Linked DNA regions of Mus musculus: region 2 is linked to region 1. A link is a loop called in an ENCODE intact Hi-C map of the cell type or tissue named here. Cell type or tissue: left cerebral cortex. All regions are shown on one strand. Each heading gives the region's core, and the rest is flanking DNA. Links, peaks and the distances in the headings are about the cores only.

Region 1 (10,087 bases), core at 989-8,988:
GCTGCCCATAACTCCAGTGCCAGAGGATCCAACTCCCTCTTCTGACTTCTGTGCACACCCGGATGCCCAGAGTGCACAGGCATATACACATTAAAAAAAAAAATGGGGCGGAGAGAGGGTATAGGGGGCTTTGGGGATAGCATTTGAAATGTAAATGAAGAAAATATCTAATAAAAATAATGTCTTCCTAAAAAAAATGTGTGTGCGTGGTGGGAGAGGTGTGGAGAGATTGCTCAATGGTTAAAAGCACTGTCTGCTTTTACAGAGAACCTGGATTTAATTCCCAGAACCCACATGGGGGCTTACAACAGCCTGTAACTCTAGCCCCAGGGAATCTGACACTCTTTTAGAGACTCACAGTCCAAACATGCATGAAAACAAAATACCCAATCACATAAAATAAAAATAATGAAAGAAAATTTAAAGTGGAAAGATTAAGAGAAAGTCATGCAATCTCTGGCTTCCTCTTTGGCTAGATGCACAGGTGTGAACACCAGAAAACAACCACACAAAGCGGGGTAAGAGAATGAAACAGTGAACAAGGGCCTACTACGTTCCAAGTGGCACGACAGGCTCCCCAGTTTAATCACATCTGCCACTGCATCCTTGAAGCAATTGGGGAAACAGAGGCTCAGCTGCAATCAATGTCTCTGGCAGAGCCAAAAGGGCCAACAGGCCCCAAGAACTGACTTCCTCTCATTCAGCTCACTTGTTTCTGGCTACAATTGGTACCAATTACAAAGGGGTCACCACAAGCAGGCCCCGTGCCAGCTGCTCAAAAATCAGTAAGATCCATAGGATGACTCTAATATTTCAGAAGAAACTGAAGTCACAGGGCCAAGAAGGAGCGGATCTGAGACCTGGATTTGAATCTAACCCTAGGCAAAAGCCATCTTCTTGCTGCATCTTCTGGACTGGGCTCCTTGAGAGGCTTGGTCAGTCAAAACGCCCTATGGCTGGGAAGCAAAGTCTGGTAGTAGCAAAACTGCCATCTTCCCACACCAATCTCTTTGTGATGTAAGCTCAAAAGCCCAGGAGAAAGGCTGGCCAGAGACCAGCCAGCAGTGAGGCAGTTACATCATCCCTGCTGAATAAGAATACAGGCTGCCTTGTGGCTGGCCCTAACTGCTGTCTTTTCTGAGCACAGAGCCAGCAATTTATTCCCAACACTCTAGAAAACACAACAAAAAACACGTTCTTTGCTAAACACAGCCTGGTTACTGGAGAGCAAGACAGCCCAGAGACAGAAGCTGTTAATTTCTCCAAGCAACCCAATGACTGGAATGCCAAGCCATACCAGGCTGGCAGGGGGAAAAAAATAAAGCTCTGTGAATATCCGGAACACATAAGCAGAAGGATGCTTAGTGCCATCGGCTCTGGGTGGCACCTCCTGCACTTATCTGGGCCCCTTTGTAAAGCAATTCAGTGAAGACGAGGCTGGCGCACAGTCGCCAGGACCCAGTGTGGAAAGCTGAACGCATTTAAAATTCAGCTAAACAGAACCAAAATAATCCGGGAAGGAGAGCAATGGTTCACCTTTATCTTTGCTGGCCCACTCAAGAAAAATAAGCCCCGTGGCAACGCTGAAATGCATTCCCTCTCTATACTGGCACATGCTATTTGGGTCCCAGTTCTCCAACTACATGTTTACACATCCCTGATCCAGCTTCAGTCTCCACACAGGATCAGGGATGTGGCTCTACCACCGTTCCCTCCTCCCAACCTCTATGCATTCATTCTAAGCAAGAGGCTCCCAGATCCACCCCTGGCATCTCCTACTGGCTGTAAAACAATACAAGGGCCCTACACCCCTACTAGCCTACAGAAACACTGCCACCGGGGCCTTCCAAAGCTCTGAAAACAACCTTGGCTGTGCTGGAGCCTGGCTTCCCTCCCCGGAGAGCCTCTCTCGGTTCTGAAGGGAGCCAAGTCCCCTCTCTACAGGGAATGTAAACCTGTGGCGGCTACTCCAAGCTCTGCGAGCCGTCTTCCTCTGACCGACATGGCAGCGGGGAAAACGCCCAAGCTCAAAGGAAGGAGTTCCCACTGGTGGTGTCTTTTGTCGGTGGTGCTGGGGACTAGGGTCAGAACCCAGGGCATCGCACAAACTGGGCAAGCTCTCGCAAACGCCCCTCCGTCTGTCACTGAAATACCGGGACCTGTCATAACATCGCTGCTGCACCCCGACACCGTGCAACACCCGGGTCCTCTTTCCACGCCCACCGCGGGCCCGGAAGGCCGCCGCGTCCCTCCTCCATAGACCGGGAGACCAAGGATCCCGAAGCAGAGCGACTCAGCCAAGGTCACTCGGTAAATCCAAAGCTAGATCAGCCTCCCCTCCCTACTGAGAGCCATAGCGCGGTGCCTGCCCCCGGGGGCGCCGGGGGCGCCGGGGGCGCGTGTGCCATCACCGGGGAGCCAGTGCTGCGACCAGCCGCCCGGAGCCGCCGCGGCCGCGGGACAGAGCCGAGGGCCTGGCCGGTGACAGCGCGCGCAGGGGTCCACCCTCCTGCCCCACCCGCACTCACCCACCGCTGCCTGCCAGGAAAGCGAGCGCCTCCAAAGCACAGGCCCACACGGCCCGGCCGCTCCCGCCGGCTCCGGGAACCGAGAACAGTACCGGGGGCAAAAGCAGCCCGGAAGTATTTGTTCCGGAAGTGACGCACGAAGGCGGGCCCTGAGGAAGGCTGGATCGCGGCTGCGCGCTGGGCCCAGGCGTGAGCGGCGGAAGCCTGTGGCGAGCTGGTGTACGCGAGGAACGGAGAGGCGGCGGCAGTAGGCGGAGGGCAAGCGCTTCTCCGTAGAACCGGACCTCACTCCTAGGGACCGCGGGGAGGCACGAGCGGAACCCGGAAGCAAATTAACTGGAAGTGACGCGCGGAGCTTCACCGACGCTGGCTGGCCGGGTTGTCATGGAAACAGGTTGCTGAGCGAGCGGGGAGATTGGTTTTTGTTTTCTTGGGGTTTTTTTTCACCTCATCAACTTCCCCTTGGTCAGGACAGTGCTGGAGAGCCCGGACTGACAGGAAGACCTGCGATCCCATTTCAATGAAGGAACGACGGAGGTCATGCGAGACTGGAGAGGGCCTTGGGTGTTACTGCTGGCTATGGAGGTTAAGGATGCCGGTGGGGTGGGGTGGCGGGGTCAAAAAGGCTTAGGAGAGGGCTCTGCAGTTTGCACTTGTTGCTTGCAGAGTACCTGGGTTCCGTTCCCAGCACCCACGTGGCGGGTTACAACCATCCATTAACACCAGTACCAGCGGATCTGACCTCTCACCTCCACGGTTATCTGGCATGTACGTGATGCACATAGGTAGATTCAGGCAACATGCTCATATAGGTAAAAGGAAATTGCTACATAGGGAAACTCTTTCTCAAGTAATAACTGGGCATTATTATTATTAATGGAAATAGTAGATTCCTATTAATTCATAGACGACCTCACTGTGTGGTTCTGTAATCCTAACTATTTGGAAAGCTGAGTCAGGAGGAGTGTGAGTTTAAAGCTAGGGTGAGTAACTTATCGAGCTCCTCCCTCAAAAAAATAAATAAATAAATAAAAGGTTGGAGCTGCAGCCCAGTCCTAGAACCCTTGTCTAGATTGTGTGTATTTCCTGGGTTCCATTCCAAACAAGGAAAAAAAGAGGGTGGGGAGACACCCAGTGTGGACTTAACTGGCTACTAGCAGTGTGTCCTTGATCTTGCCACTTAGTCTCTGACCTGCATCATAATACCTGCTAAAAGCAATAGCAACAACAACAATAATAATACCAGCTCCCTGGTGAGATGTAGCCAGAATGAATTACATAGAAACTGCTAGCCAGGCAGTGGTGGTGCATGCCTTTAATCCCAGCACTTGGGAGGCAGAGGCAGGCAGATCTCTGAGTTCGAGGCCAGCCTGGTCTACAGAGTGAGTTCCAGGACAGCCACGGCTATACAGAGAAACCCTGTCTCAAAAAAACCAAAAAGAAAAAAAAAAAAAGAAAAGAAAAGAAAAGAAACTGCTTAGTTGGCCGGAGAGATGGCTCAGTGGTTAAGAGCAATGACTGCTCTTTGGAAGGTCCTTAGTTCAAATTTGAGCAACCACATGGTGGCTCACAACCATCCGTAATGAGATCTGATGCCCTCTTCTGGTGTGTCTTGAAGACAGCTAGTGTACTTACATATAATAATAAATAAATCTTTGGGCCAGAGTGAGCAGAGGTCCTGAGTTCAATTCCCAGCAACCACAAGATGGCTCACAACCATCTGTACAGCTACAGTGTACTCATATACATAAAATAAGTAAATAAATCATTTTTAAAAATTAAAAAAAAAAGAAACTACTTAGTGGGGCTGGAGAGATGGCTCAGTGGTTAAGAGCACTGCCTGCGGTTCCAGAGGTCTTGAGTTCAATTCCCAGCAACCACATGAAGAAGCTCATAGCCATCTATAATGGGATCTGATGCCCTCTTCTGGCATGCAGGTGTACACTCATAAATCTTTAAAATAATAATAATAGAAACTGCTTAGTTCACAGTGAGCACAGGCACCAAGGCCCTAAAGGACTTGATGTTAGAGATGGGTAGTCTAGGTCAGTCAAGAGCTTGGTGTTAACCTGCTGGCCTGGAACTCATTTGCAGTCCAGGCTACTCTTCGACTCGTGGAGCTCAGCCTGCCTCTTATCTCCTGAATGAAGCTGGAGTTTTAGTTCCCTAATCATGGAAACCAGGTGGGCAAAACAATCGCTGATTTTCCTGCAGGACCTGCACAGTCTACACCTGCTGACAGCTTGCCACCTGACTCTTCACAGCTTTCTCTAAACCCCTAATTGCCACATTTAGTGGCAACTCCCTGAGATGAACTGCAGAGGACCTGGGTTCCCCAGATCCACATGCCAGACCCAGGGAATTAGACACCCGCTGGCTGGCTGGCCTCTGAGGGCATTGCACACATGTGGTGCACAGACATACATTCAGACCAAAAAAAAAAAAATGTTCATACACACAAAATAATTTTTTGTTGTTTTTGTGAGAGAGGGTTTCTCTGTGTAGCCCTGGCTGTCCAGGAACTCACTCTGTAGACCAGGCTGGCCTCGAACTCAGAAATCTGCCTGCCTCTGCCTCCCAAGTGCTGGGATTAAAGGCATGCACCACCACTACCCAGCTACAAAATAAGTTTTAAAATGTAAGACATTAAGCATCATTTGTCATTGACTGGACTTTTGGTTTTTTTCTTTTTTTCAAGACAGTCTCTCTGTAGCCCTGGCTGTCCTGCCTGGAACTCACTCTGTAGACCAGGCTAGGCTCAAACTCAGAGAGAGCCACCTGCCTCTGCCTCCTGAGTACTGGGATTAAAGGTGCGCACCACTACATCTCGCTTTTTCATCCCTCTGGCCTCCCCATCCCTGATACCAGGCTGTAGATGCCCTACCCAGCACCTCTCCCTGTCTTGCTTACTGGTGTCCAGCCTCAACTCAGTCCTGTTTTCTTTCTGAAGTTCTGATTTGTCCAGCCAGAGGTCTAGGGCCTGTCTCTTGTGGCTCCTCACAGCACCCATAGATAATCTGATGTCAGCTCTCAGCACAGCAGGTCACATATGTATTCATCCGAGGTCTGCGCCAGGCTCTGAGTTCCTCTCCATCTTCTTCCCCAGGAGCTGCGTGCATGTCTGACTGGGGGCAGTCCAGCTGGAGCTCTTTGACTGCAGTAGTCACTCTCTGAGAGCCATGGCAGTACCAACAGTATAGTGCCAGTGGCTTCTCAGAAGCTTCGTGTGATCCACATGCGAGCGTAGGGGCAGAGCCTGTACTGCTTTCTTAAGTGAGCCGATTCCATTCCTAGCTCTCACCAGGCTTCTCATAACCGTAACTCCAACTCCAGGGGATCCAACACTTTTGCCTTTGATTCAGAGAGCACCTGCACTCACAGGGCAGACACATACACATAATTTAAAAAGAAAAAATTAACTTTTAAAGAGGCTTAGGAATGGTGGCAACATCCCTTTAACCTCAGCGCTCAGGAGGCAGAGGCAGGTGGGTCTCTCTGAGTTCTGGGACAGCCATGGCTACATGGAGAAGTCCTGTCTTTAAAAACAACAAAAACCCTTTTAAGAGCCAGGAGTGGTGGTGCCTGCCTGTAAACTCAGGGCTCAGTAGATGGGGAAGGAGAATCAGGAGTTCAAGGCTATCCTTGCCTACAGAATAAGTTGGGGCCAGCCTGAGTTACATTGAGACCTGTCCCAGCCCCACCCCCCAACAATGAAAGGGGAAAAGAAAGCACTCTGAGTCAGTGATGGCAGTGTGACAAGCTTGTATTTCACACAAGGCTGCGGAAAAGTCCCTTCCACCTCTGTGGTTCTGTGACAGCCAAGAGGGAACCCCGGGGATGGAAACGCCTGACATTTCCTGTCAGAAAGACTGACAGTCTCAAGAGAGATACACTTCTCATCTTTTACACGAATGAAGACTGCTGACTTCTGTGCTCAGTATCCAGACTTCATTACATAAGGATCCATCCGCAAGTTACATAATGGCCACGTGATAACAGGCAGGCACCGTCACTCTTTAGGAGCCAACTCTACCTACCTCTTTCTATACTTTTCTTTCATAAATCACAAAAGTAGCATACAGAACAAGGGCCAAAAGAGTAAGAGTAGTTACCCCGTGACCCCTGCCGTGGGCTTCCTTGGCTTCTGTGAGGATAACACAGCACAAGAAGCTGTGTGATTACAGTAGTAAACAGTCAGCTCTCAATGGCAGACGGTGAGCGGTGTAGCCGCCAAGCCAACCTGTACCTGCAGAGGACGGTGGAGCTCTACACAGTGCCTCAAAACATACTCCAAGCAAGAGACACTGTGATGACAACAACAACAAAAAAGCATCAGCCATCGTCAAAGTATCGAAAACCAACCTGAGACAGGAATGTGGGATCAGATGCCTGTTTCCCCAGTCGTTCCCATCCCCGCCCTTGGGAGGCTGAAGCAGGAGAATGGCTGTGAGTTCAGTACGAGTCTGAGACCTACATAGTGTGTAGTAAGTAGTCTGGTTTGGAGGGACTGGGAGGCACTCAACAGTTAAGAACCCTTGCTGTTCTCCCAGAGGACCAGAGTTCAGTTCCCAGCACCTACACCACACAGCCCACAATCTGGAACTGGAGCTCCAGGGGATCTGATACCCAGCTGCACATAAAAATAGATCTTGTTTTCAATTATTTGTATGCATGTTTTGCCTGCATCTATGTGCACCATGTTATGCAGTACCCACAGAGACCAAAAGAGGGCAGGGTGTTCACACCCTCTGGAACTGGAATTGCAGACTGCTGTGAGGCGTGGGCCATCACTGCTCAGCCAATATTAATTTTTATGTGTAAGAGTATGCATGTGCTGGGCAGTGGTGGCGCACGCCTTTAATCCCAGCACTTGGGAGGCAGAGGCGGGTGGATTTCTGAGTTCGAGGCCAGCCTGGTCTACAGAGTGAGTTCCAGGACAGCTAGGGCTACACAGAGAAACCCTGTCTTGAAAAACAAACAAACAAAGAGTATGCAGGTGCCCTTCTGTAAATCTGCACTCATGCCTACAGTGCCAGTAGAGGCTAGAAGGGGGTAGCATCAGTAACTCCTAAACTGGAGTTACTGATCACTGCTAGTCTTCAGGTGCTAGGAATGCCTCCTGAGCCTGTGACAGAGCAGCCAGGTCTCTTAACCACTTAGCTATCTCTAGCCCTGCAGCCCTCTTCACTGCCTCGCCACCTCTTCAGATCCAATAAAAACAAGTCTAAAGAAAAAAGAGAGAACTTACTGGGTACTGTGTTGTGTACTTGTCATCCCAGTACTCAGGAGGCAGAGCAGGAGAGTGGCCAGAAATTCTAGGACAGCCAGGGCTGCATAGTAAGACCCTGTCCCCACCCCCACCCCCCCAAAAAACACAGAAAAACAGGGCTATATAGCTCCGCAGTAGAGTGCTTGCCCTCATAGCACAAGACCCCAGGCTCAATCCCCAGTATTTCAAGTAATAAAAGTCTATAGTTTTTGGTTGGGTTTTAAGCATGTGGGCAGGTCTGGCCTGCCTTTCAGCTGGAGGGAAGAAAGCAGTCAGGCAAGAAAAAAACCCAGAGACAAAATCTCAGCTGCAGGGGAGCACATAACTAGGTGCTAAGGTATAGAGCCTGGCACACACGGGGCTGGACATAGTAGGATCTTCCAGAGTGCTAGCTAGCTCACAGTGTCTAATGAGCCTCTCTGCCTCAGGCTTCTCAACTGTCAGCTTCCGGATGAGATCAGCACTGGCCAGCCAGATGAATACAGGTGACAAGAGATGTCTGCCCAGGCACTCAACAGTAGCTATTGGTATTGGATGTAGGTTGTTAATAGATAGCCCTTCTCACCCAAAACCTGGTTTGTAGCCTCGGCTGACCTAAAATTCTGCCCTCACTTAGGTGATGGATTACAGCTGTGTGCAGCCACCTTCTGAGGGCTTATCGGTTTTGTTTTTTACATTAATTATTGTGTTGGGGTGGGGAAGGGGGAGGTGTCACAGCACAGCAAAGCACAGGTGTGCAGGTGAGAGTACAACCTGGTGGAGTCAGTCCTCACCTCCTACCACCACAGTCCTGGGGATCGCTGAGGTCAAGCACCTAAGCCACCCACTGTGCCAGCCCTCCTTCTGACCTGATTCCCATACCCCTAGAGCAGCCAGGTGGTGGTGGCCCACGCCTTTAATCCCAGCACTTGAGAGGCAGAGGCTGAGTTCGAGGCCAGCCTGGTCTACAGAGTAAGTTCCAGGACAGCCAGGGCTACACAGAGAAACCCTGTCTCAGAAAACCAAAACCAAAACCAAAAAAAAAAAAAAAAAAAGAAAAAAAAAAAAAGAAAAGAAAGAAATAAAGAAAGAAAAGAGCCTAGAGCAGCTGTTTTCAACCTGTGATTGCAACCCCTCTGCTGGCCTGCATATCAGATATGCAGAGAGTGTGCTACCATTCAGCACAGTACCAACATTGATAAAGGAACAAGGAAATGATTCTATGGCTGGGGTCAGTACAGCATGAGGAACTGTATTAAAGGGTCGCAGCGTTAGGATGGTTGAGAAGCACTGGCCTCCAGTCACTCTGCCACGCCCACGCCCACTGCTTGTCCTTACAGTCCCCTTACACTGTGCCCAAGGCTGAGTACTCGCTATGCAGCACCATGCTGTCCCTGAACTCAAGGCAGTTCTCCTACATCGGCCCACTCAGACTGTAGGTGTGAGTCCTGAAACCTGACCATTCCTTTTGATTGAATGAAATATCTCTGACACATCTTTCAGGGACCTTCCCTCTGGACAGTAAGCCTTTTATTTTTTAAAGGTTTTCTTTAAAAATGAGTTATATATATTTGTTTTGTTTTCTGTGTGTTTTGCCTACATGTGTGTATGTGCACTGTGCATGTGCTTGGTGCCCACGGAAGCCAGAAGAGAGCACTGGAAGTGGAGTTAATGGATAGTTGTAAGCTAACATGGAGGTGCTGGGAATTGAACCTGGGTCCTTTACACCAGCAATAATAGCTCTTCTGAGCCATCTCTTCAGCCCCTAAAACTTTTTTAAAAAGATTTAATTTTGTGTGTATAGGTGTTTTGCCTGCATATACTCTGTACAGCACATCTGTGACCAGTGCCCACTGAGGACAGAAGAGGGGGTCAGGTCCCTTAAAGCTGGAGTTAAAGTTGATTGGGAGCTGCCTAATGTGGGTGCTAGGAGCCCAACTCAGGTCGTCTAGAAGAGCAGTAAGTGCTGAGCTGTCTGTCCAGATTGGTGAGCCTCTTTCTTTTCTTTCTTTCTCTCTCTCTTTCTTTCTTCCTTTCTTTCTTTCTTTCTTTCTTTCTTTCTTTCTTTCTTTCTTTCTTAGATTTATTTTATATATATGGGTACACTGTTGCTGTCTTCAGACACACCAGAAGAGGGCATCAGATCCCATTACAGATGGTTGTGAGCCACCATGTGGTTGCTGGGAACTGAACCCAGGACCTCTGGAAGAGCAGTCAGTGCTCTCAACCACTGAGCCATCTCTCCAGCCCCTCTTTTTGTTTTTGCTTTTTATTGTTGTTGCTGTTGGTTATTTGGTTGGTTGGTTTGGTT
Region 2 (10,087 bases), core at 1,247-9,246, 75 kb before region 1:
AATAAAGCCATACCTCCTCCAACATGGCCACGCCTCCTCCAACAAGGCCACGCCTCCTAATCCCTCTCAAATTGTCTACTCACTGATGATGAAACATTCAAATATATGAGCCTGTGGGGCCATTCAAGCCACCACACCTGCGATCCCAGCCTTCCAGACCATCAAGAAAATGTTATGATAAAACAACAACAACAGAAGAACCGAGACAAAAAGAAATGGGGTTGGAGTGACAACAGGGAAACACAGTTCTCACCTCAAAAGGAAAAGGAGATAGTTTATTCTAAAGCCAGGTACGAATGACTGTGCCCCAGGTTTGGAATTTCAGGTGTCCTCAAAACTCCACATTTCAACCTAGTAAGATGACATGAAAAAAAATTTTTTTAAAGATTTATTTATGCCAGGCAGGGTTGGCACATGTCTTTAATCCCAGCACTCGGGAGGCAGAGGCAGGCGGATTTCTGAGTTTGAGGCCAGCCTGGTCTACAAAGTGAGTTCCAGGACAGCCAGGGCTACACAGAGAAACCCTGTCTCGAAAAACAAAACAAAACAGAACAAAACAAAAATTTTTTTCAGGGTCTAGAGAGATGGCTCAGAGGTTAAGGGCACAATCTATTCTTCTGGAGGTCCTGAGTTCAATTCCCAGCAACCACATGAAGACGTCTTGAGAGAGTAGTTCTTGCTCTTCACTATGTGTCTCTGGGATTGAAATCAGGCCCTCAGGCTTGGCGACCTTGGCACCTTAGTATTGAGTCATCCAAACAGCCCAAAGTATTGGTAGTGTGTGTGTGTCTGTGTTTGTGTGTGTGTCTGTGTGTGTGTGTGTCTGTGTGTGTGTGTGTCTGTGTGTGTGTGTGTCTGTGTGTGTGTCTGTGTGTGTCTGTGTATGTGTCTGTGTGTGTATATGTATGTGTATGTGTGTGCATATGTATGTGTGTGCATATGTGTGTGTATTTATATGTATGTGTGTGCATATGTATGTCTGTGTGTGTGTGTATAAAATATATGATACCACACAGTCCTGATGGGCTTTGAACTTGCCATGTAGATCAGGCCGGCCTGGAACTCGAGGATCTGCCTGTCTCTGCCCACCAGGTACTGGGGTGAACGATGTCTACCACTAAATCTTGTGATAGATTTTTTTTCCCTGCTACCAGGGAATGAATGGAGCCTAAGACCTCAAGAGGCTGGCTGAGAGCTCAACCTCAGAGTTGTAGCCCACAGCGCAAGCCTTTCACCATGTAAAAGGTCTCATCCTAAGGCAGTTGACCCTCAGGCATTCGCCTACTGTGACGTGGGGGTTATACCCCACGGGGCCCAGGCTCCAAACCCCACCATATTTCCTGTCGGCTCCTTAGACACAGCCATGCAGCCTGAGTAAACAGGGGAGGGCTCCCACCGGGTGGCATTTCAACTGAGACAACAAAAAGTTTACAGACAAGGAGGGGAAAGACCAAGAGAGAACAGGGCCAGAGCTTGCCCTGCAGCCAGACGGCCTTCTAGGGAGGGGTGCTGTCAGAGCAGCTGCAGGCTGGAGCTCCAGCGGTGCTGGACCGGGCATCCTGGCGCCTCTGCTGCCTGTGCTCTTCTGACAGTGACCTCTCTGCCTGGTACGACACATGCTCAAGTTCAAAGACTCTATTTGCCTTCCTGGGGCAATAACCCAGGAATAGGTGAGAAGAGCCTAGGACTTTCCCACAGGCCAGAGGGCAGGTCTGTAGCAGCCCGAAGGTTGGCTGAGGTTGGCACCAGGCCTAGCAGGGGTGTGACCGGGAGGCCAATGACCTTCACAGAACCCCAGCTCAGCATTGGTTTAGCAGGCCAGTGGGTGGGTTAGAGGGGCAGCTCTCTGAGAATCTGAGCTATGGGGCTCTTAACCAGTGTGACCAGCCAGAGCCCCAGGCTATTCCTCTCAGAGCCAAGGCTACATCTCACTGAGCATAGGGCTGCCAATGAAAGGAAGGTCTTGGCCCCAGTGTAGAGGCAGACAAACAAGGCAGCCATGAGCAGTTACTGTCCACACCAGGCTGCACCTAAATCCCAGTCACGACAGTGGCTTGCTGTGTGACATCTTGGCTTCTCTGTGTCTTTTGGACATACTGGTATCTGCTGGCATGACTGATAAGGAATTAAGGAAACAACAGTATCACACCTATAGGAAGAGCTCAGAGTCAAGCGGGCAGATCTGAAGCACTCTTTTTATTGTGTCTTTTGTTAACAGCCCTAAGCCTTGGCAGGTGAAAGCCTGTTTCTGCCACCAGGCCCAACTCAGACTTCTGTCTGCACCAGGAGGCCACCTCTTGCCACCTCTGCCACATTATCTTTGTCCACCTGCCATCAGCTCAGTGTGGGTCAAAGCACAGGCCTCCTGGTTCAGGGGCTTCCACCCTAGGCCAATCAACTGCCCAACCACCCTTAAGCAGCCAAGCCGATTCTCTTCCAAAGGAAACCCTCCCATGAACTATTTTATTTTATTTTATTTACTGTATTTTTTGAGACTAGGTTTCTCTGTGTAGCCCTGGCTCTGTCCTGCAACTCACTCTGTAGATCAGGCTGGCCTGGAACTCACAGAGCTCCACCTGCCTCTGCTTCTCAAGTGCTGGGATTAAAGGCTTGTGCCACCACCCCTGGCTGACTTAGTTTTAAATGTTTATTTATAGTTCTCTGTGTGTGTGTGTGTGTGTGTGTGTGTGTGTGTGTGACTCCGTGCATGTGGAAGTCAGAGGACTTTCTTCCATCTTTACATGACTCCGATGGACCTAGCTCAGGCTGAAAAGCACCTTATACTGCCAAGCCATCTCCCCAACCCTTTCCTCCACTTCCCAACACGGCCCGGGTGAACTTATTGGCATTTTTCCTGAGGGGCTGGAAAGAAGGCTCAGCTGTTAGGAGCGCTTGTCGCTCTTGCAGAGGACATGGGTCCCATTCCCAGCACCGGCACAGTGGCTCACACCCACCGGGAACTCCCGTTTCAGAGGATCTGAAGCCCTTGTCTGACTTTTGGGGACGAGAGATTTGGATGCACAATCATGGTGGGCCTGGAACTGGCCAGTCACAGCAGGATGACCTTGAACTTGCAATGCCTTCTGAATGGCAGATCCAGAAGCCCAATACTCGTGCTTCCCCTCTCCCTTTTGACAGAGTCTGGCCAGATTGGCCAGATTGGCCAGATTGGATTACAAGCAGGTATGGGCTCTCACACTATTGGTGACCCTGCGGTGTGGCTGGAGACAGCTCTATACTGCCCCCTGCAGTCTGCAGCCTTAGTTCTTTCCAGAGACTTCCTCTCAGGTAAATCCAGGAAGAATTCTTTTTCTTTTCTGCTTTCGAGACAAGGCTGACCTCTGATGTAGCCCAGGCTGGCCTCTGATGTAGCCCAGGCTGGCCTCAATCTCACTAAACAGCCGGGGATGATGACCTTTGACCCTCTGGTCCTTTTAGCTCAGTCTCCCCAGGACTAGGGCTTAAACTTTCATGTACTTGAGCAAGCACTCTGCCAACCGAACTATATGCTCAGTCCCAAGATTCGAAAGGAACAGGACATTTATTTACTGTGTGTGGGAGGCATACATGCCACCACAAGGCACATATATGGTGACTGAAGAACAAAGTTGTTGGTTTTTTTTTTTTCCCCACCATGTGGTCCCAGGTGAAGCTTAGCCCCTCAGTCTTGGTGGCAGGCCCATTTAACCCACAAGCACTACCAGCCTAGGCCCAGGACTTTTGGCCTGGCCACAGAAAAAAAAATTCAAGATGAGTATGACGAGGTCGTTTTCCTGTGTTTTGTGTTTGACACTTTGGTGTATGCATACACACATGTGCAGGCCACAGAGCAGCTTTCAGGAGTTAGTTCTGTTCCGTAGGGCTTGGCATTGGCCCCTTTACCTCCTGAGCCAACTCACTGGTCCCTTAGAAGTTTTCTTTAAGAGAGGCACCAGGAAAGGGTAAAACACCTGTGAACACTTGGCTGTGAGCTTAAGAGAGCTGGGCTGCTTTTAGAAACCCCAGCTACCTGCTGCCCCTGACTTCTGAAGGCAGGGCTCACAGTGCGGCTAAGGAATTTCTTGGGTGGTTGGGCCCTGATGTGCCAAGGATGGTGGGACTGTAGCCGAGGAGATGAAACTCTCTTTCCCAGGGGCTGCACGGGAAACTTGGGTGCTTTCTCTAACAGAAATCTGTCTTTTTGGGAAAGTCCCAGGAAATGTGTGAGTGGGGAGCGAGGTCATGCTCTCAGTAATCTGTCTGTGCTCAGGCCTTAAGAACACTTTACTGGGGCTGGAGAGATGGCTCAGCGGTTAAGAGTACTGACTGCTCTTCTGAAGGTCCTGAGTTCAAATCCCAGCAACCACATGGTGGCTCACAACCATCCGTAATGAGATCTGATGCCCTCTTCTGGTGTGTCTGAAGACAGCTACAGTGTACTTACATATAATAAATAAATCTTTAAAAAAAAAAAAAAAGAGGACATCTTACTGCTGGGAGGTGCAGAGACGGGCTCCACAGCAGGTGGAATAGCCTATCTACTTCATAAGCCAAGCCTGAAGACCTGAGTTCAGGACCTAGAACCCAGAGGTAGGATAGAAATGACTCCACAAGTGTCCTCTGACCACCACATGCAGGCCCCAGTATACTATTTTTAAAATTTTTCTATTGATATGTATGGGTGTTTTGCCTGTATGTACATATATTTATGCAGTATGTACATGCAGTACCTGCAATGGCCAGTAGGTGGTACCAAATCCCCTGGAACAGCTCATTGCGAGCCACCAGGTGGTGCTGGTACTTGAAGCCAGGACCTCTGGAAGAGAGACCAGGGTTCTTATCCACTGAGCCATCTCTCTAGCCCTTTGTTTACTATTACCACCCTTTGAGACAGGGTCTTTTATGTAGTCCCAGCTGGCTCTGGAACTTATTCTGTAAACCAGGCTGGCCTCAAACCCAGGAGATCCATCTGTCTCTGCCTCCAGAGTACTGGGATTAAAGGTACATGCCACCACTCAGCCGGTTCAAGCCTTCTCAAGTTCTTTGTTTTTAAAAATTCCATTTATTTGGGATGTGTGTCTTGGGATTTCTACTGCTTCAAGGAAACACCATGATCAAACAACTTGGGGAGAAAATGATTTATTTGGCCATAAACTTCCACAGCACGGTCCATCATCAAAGGAAGTCAGGACAGGAACCCAAGCAGGGCAGGAACCTGGAGGCAGGAGCTGAAGCAGAGGCCATGGAAGGGTGCTGCTTACTGGTCTGCTCAAACTGCTTTCTTATGGAACTGAGGTCCACCAGCCCAGGGATGGCCCCACCCACAATGGGCTGGGCCATTCTCCAAAAATCACTAATTAAGAAAATGCCCTACAGCAGAATCTTATGGAGACATTTCCTCCATTGATGGTCTCTCTCTCTCCATGATTCTAGCTTTTGTCAAGTTGACAAAGAATCCAGCAGTGTGTGTGCATGTCATATCCATGTGTGGAGAATTTGCAAGGGTCAGTTCTCTCTCACCATGTGTGTCACAGAAACTAAGCTAAGGTCATTCGGCTGGTGGCATGAGCTGTTACCCAGAATCATCTCAGCAGTCTTAGTTTTAATATCCATATATGAAAATTTTTTTACGTGGGCAGCCTTCTTGGCACACATTAATTGTGCTGGAATTTTTGTTCTCAGCTAATGTGTGAGGCTTCCCTTGTTCGTTTAATTTTATCTTGCCTTATACCTGGCTTTCCTAGTTCCTTTGTATAGTCTGAACCCCACAAGGTACATCTCAGCATACAGTAGGTCTCTACAGAGAACTTGGGCATGTTAGCTGAATGGAAGACCACCTGCCTGCCATATGTGTTGCCCTAGGTTCCACCCCTGTACAGAAGTAGACAGATGCCTGAATGGGGGTGGGGAGGGGTGTCTCTCACCCTCCAGTCCCAACTGCTCAAGAGGATGAGACAGAAGGATCGTTCTTTGGGAAAGTGACATATCTGTTAAGCGTTATTAAGTGGGGGGGGGGGGGGGAACTACCTAGGGTGGAAGGGGCCCTGAAGGAGAACACCCAGAAGGTCCCATAAAGACCTCAGCAGTACCAGGCCAGTTTTAAGCAATACAGACTAGACAGTTCAAGTTATCTTCGGTGTTGAAAGCCCAGTGGGCAATGCGCTTGCTACGCAAGCACGAGGACCTCAGTTGGTATTCCCAACATCCACACAGAAGCCAGGGATAGCTGTTGGCATCTGTAACCATAGGGACAGGGAGACTGAGAAGGAGGATCCCTGGGAGTTGTTGGCTAGCCACTATGTCGCGTCCCTAGTTTCAGGTTCACTGTCTCATAACTAAGGTGGAGCGTGAGTAAGGAAGACATCTGATAACCTGGGACCTCCTAATGTACCCCACCCACCCCCGCACACACAAAGGTTAAGAAAAATTTGTTGGGATAGTTCAATGAGTAAAGGCGGTGCCGCCAACCCGTATTACCAGAGTTCAATGCCGAGGACCAACACGGAGGAAGGCGAGAATGAAACCCCTCAAGTTGTCCTGGATCTCATTTTCACATCTACCACACCAACCAATAAACCAATGGGGAATGTCCAACCTCTGCCTTGCTAGCTCTCAACTTTTATAATCGGAGTAAGTACACTGTCTAGCGTTTCAAAGACCCTCTGTCTACTCTCCCCACAGCAGGGGAAACTGAGGCCGCCTCGGAACGCGCCTGCGGACTCCCTCCGCTCCGCACAGCCGGCCCGGACGCCCAGAGAAACCACTTTCCCCCATTCTGAGCCCTGGGATTCTCACGCGGGGCGGACGGCTTGGCTCACAGCTGAGTCACCCAGATCTCAAAAGTTTCCTCCAAATCTTTCCCGCCCGGGGACCGGAAAAAAAAAAAAAAAAAAAAGTCCGGATGTCCCAAGGCCAGATCGTCACACAGCCTGGCCGGAAAAAGCCCACAGAAAGCCCCAGAGGTCGTCCCACTCCCAGGCCACAGAGAGGACAGCGCAGAGGGTCGCCCTGGGAGGCCAAGCCCCGCCCCTGCCCGCAGCGGAAACCGGAAGCAGCCGCCGGCCCCGCTAGCCCTGCGGCGCCGAACTCTGTAGTCTCGGAAGCTCGCAGGATAGGGGAGAAGATGGCGGAGGAGGAGTGAGTGCGCGGCTTCGGGTAGCGGAGGCGGCAGGGCCGGGCCGGCGGGCGACAGCGGGCCTGGAGCGCCCGGGTGGAGTGGCGCGGGCCCACCTAGCCAGGGTTGGCGGGGGGCGGGATGAGAACATGGGCCCTGAGGCCTCCCGGAGGTCCGACATTGCTGACCACGCGCAGGCCTGGCGGAAGCCGCGAACGTCCTTCCTGCTCCCGGTTTCCGGTTATCTCAGGGTTCCCTGGCTCTCCTCCTCCTGATCCAGGAAGTTCTCCCGTTGCCACGAGCAGCCCCTGGCATCCCCCGTAACCATCAGCAACCTTCATTGTTCTTGTCTGCCCCCAGCAGGTTTCTTTGATTCATTGACTGCTAGTTGACCGTTTTTCTCGGCCCTGGGCGTCAGGAGCCGCCCGCAGGGAGCCGCCACGAGGCTTTAGTGGGAGACTTTTGTGTGGACTGGGTGTTTTTGGACCTTGCCAGATGCTTGGATGGAAATTGGGTAGCATGAGGGAAGAGGAGCCCACCCTAGGTGGGAGAAAGACGTCTCGTGACCCGCAGCTTGAAATCTTAGAGGAGAGATGGGGAAGATGACGTGTTAAAAAGGCCCGAGTCCATCTTCATGCTTGGCAGGACACTGTTGTGTGTTACAAATTCTCTCTTTGAAATGAGCCCCAGAAAATTAACAAGGAACCCCTTAATTGATACCGAACTTTAACTAAGAGCATTTCAGGTAGCTCTTCGGCCACTGAGGAGCGAAAGTCATTAGATCTTGTTGTGTAGCTGTACTGTCCCAGACATTCACATAGTCTCAGCAGGACAAGATAAAAGAGGTAATACAGAGCCAAATGCTTTGAGATGTGGGCTTGAAGCTTGATCAGTTTATGGGGTCCTGGAATGAGGCAGTGCTCAGTGGTCACAATTCCATCACTACTACATTAGTTTACAGACCTAACCTTAAGAGCACAGGCGGAAGCCTTGCATAGAGTGGGATGTTCCAGAGCAGGAAACTTGAGCCATTTGAGATTCCAGAAGGGTTTGGTAGGGTAGGTTAGGGCATTCTAGGGAGAAAAACGGGGCAGATTCAGCTGACTTGGTCAGTTAAAGGCTGGAATCTTGCCCACCATTCCTGAGGTCAATCCCTAGTTTAGTCAAACACACACACTGCACCCAAAATTCAAGGAGATTGTAGACTAGGAAAGTAAATAATACTGAAACTGGGGTGTAGGGAGACTCCAGTTCCACCCTAGAAGTCTGTTTGTGTTTTTCTTTTTGAGACAGGTTCATGTAGCCCATAAAACTGGTCCTCACTGAGTATCAGTATGTAGGCCAGGGTGACCTTGGTCTTGAACTCTTAGCTTTCCTGCATCTGTCTCCCAAGTGCAGAGATTACAGGCATGGATTAACATACCCTGCTACCCTCGTTAAGTTCAAGGGGCAGAGAGCATCCTCCTCCCCCCAACCCCAGACAAGGTTTCTCTGTGTAGATCTGACTATCCTGGAACTTGCTCTGCTGGCCTCCAGCTCAAAGAGATCTGCCTCTGTTTTTTGAGTACTGGGGTTAAAGACATGTACCACCACACCCACACCTGCCTGCCTTTGTTTTCTGTTGTTTTGGGTGGGGAGAAAGGGATTGCAGGTGATCTAGAGTCTGCTGCATGCCGGGCAGGTGCTCTACTCATTTACATAAGACAGGGTTTCACTGTGCAGTTCTGGTTGGCCTGGAATGCTTCCTTGATAGGCCGAAAACTTGTTGGCATTGATTAAGGCATGTGCCGCTGTGCCCACCCCTTTTACTTTATAGTTGAGACAGGGTCTCTCACTAAGTTAGTGAGACCTGGGCTGGCCTTGAGCTCGCTAGCCCCTGCCAGCTTTGAACTTATGATCCTGTTGCCTAGCCAACTGTTCCGTAACCCCAGGCTTTACATTTTTGTTCGCCTATGCTAACATGTAGCTCAAGCTGGTATTGTAGCTGAAAATGCCCTCGAACTCTTGATCCTTCTCCTTTTCCTCCTCTGTGCTGGGACTATAGGCCTGGACCACACAGCTGGTTTATACAGTACTGAAGATCAAACTCAGGGCTTCCTGCAGGCAATACCAGCTGAGCTGCATCCCTGGCCTTAGCCTTTTGTAACTCTTTCTCTATAGCCCTGACCCCTCTCCTCTCTTCCTGACCTCTGGGTGGATGACTGTAGTTTAAGATAATAGAAGTCTCTGGTGTGCTTTGTAGGCAGGAGTTCCTCCCTCTTCAAGGCCTGTCTGCTGTTTGCACCATCAGGGTTTTCTCACAGTTCAGGGTGTATGTTTTGTTTCCTTGGCCCTTTTCTTTATCTGAATGCCGCATGTATATCTATCTCCCAACAGGTTCTCCAACACAACCCATGAGACCTTCAACTTCACCCTTCACACCACCTTGGGTGTCACCACGAAGCTGGTGCTGCCGACACCTGCCAAGCCTATCCTTCCGGTGCAGACGGGAGAGCAGGCCCAGCAGGAGGAGCAGTCGAGCGGCATGACCATTTTCTTCAGCCTCCTCGTCCTAGGTGAATAAGCCCACAGGGGTCTGACGTCAGGCCTAGCAGTTCCAGAGAGCAATGTCTTAGCTTTTGAAAGAAGAAACTTTTTTTTTAAGACAGCATCTCTCCTAAGTCCAGCCCTGACAGGCATGGAACTCACTTTGTAGACCAGGATGGCTCAGACTCACAGAGATCCACCTGCCTTTGCCCCCCATTTCCTGGGATGAAAGCTGTGTGCTACCATTGCCTGGCCTAGAAAGAGCTTCCTTTCTGGAGGATGTGGTGCCGTGTGCTTGAAGTCGCATTGGTGGAGCCTGTGGATCCACTGTCTGAATCAGTCAGAAAGCTCCAGGCCAGCTAGAGGTCTGTTTCAAAGAAGGTAGGAAGCATTTCTAGGAATGACACCCAAGAAGTCTCAGGCCTCCACAAGTACTTACCTCCACACCCAGTGTTTACAAATGCAGCT

The links. Hi-C counts contacts between places; a loop is a spot of excess contacts. Peaks named below come from ENCODE experiments on the same cell type or tissue, not always from the same donor. Only the 100,000 strongest peaks of a DNase experiment are listed, where the experiment ranks them.
Region 2: a loop joins it to region 1, with 2.2 times the contacts of the local background. A loop is called at or near these places in 5 of 42 quality-filtered maps.

The regions. Positions count from the first base shown.
Region 1 is chr2:167,490,231-167,500,317 of GRCm38, forward strand. It overlaps Spata2 (spermatogenesis associated 2), which reads right to left and starts at 2,644. Exons shown (of 3, transcript NM_170756.2): 1 at 2,529-2,644. It also overlaps a transcript of Rnf114 not described here. In left cerebral cortex, for the core only: CTCF peaks have their summits at 4,170 (motif pointing left), 4,449 (motif pointing left) and 7,253 (motif pointing right); DNase peaks (open chromatin) are centred at 1,079, 1,851, 2,235, 2,776 and 1 more place; H3K4me3 peaks cover 2,761 bases; H3K27ac peaks cover 3,415 bases.
Region 2 is chr2:167,414,650-167,424,736 of GRCm38, forward strand. Slc9a8 (solute carrier family 9 (sodium/hydrogen exchanger), member 8) reads left to right here and starts at 7,061. Exons shown (of 17, transcript NM_148929.3): 1 at 7,061-7,116; 2 at 9,470-9,648. The coding sequence starts at 7,103. In left cerebral cortex, for the core only: CTCF peaks have their summits at 3,251 (motif pointing left), 4,734 (motif pointing right) and 7,508; DNase peaks (open chromatin) are centred at 3,240, 4,723, 6,258, 6,506 and 2 more places; H3K4me3 peaks cover 2,142 bases; H3K27ac peaks cover 1,659 bases.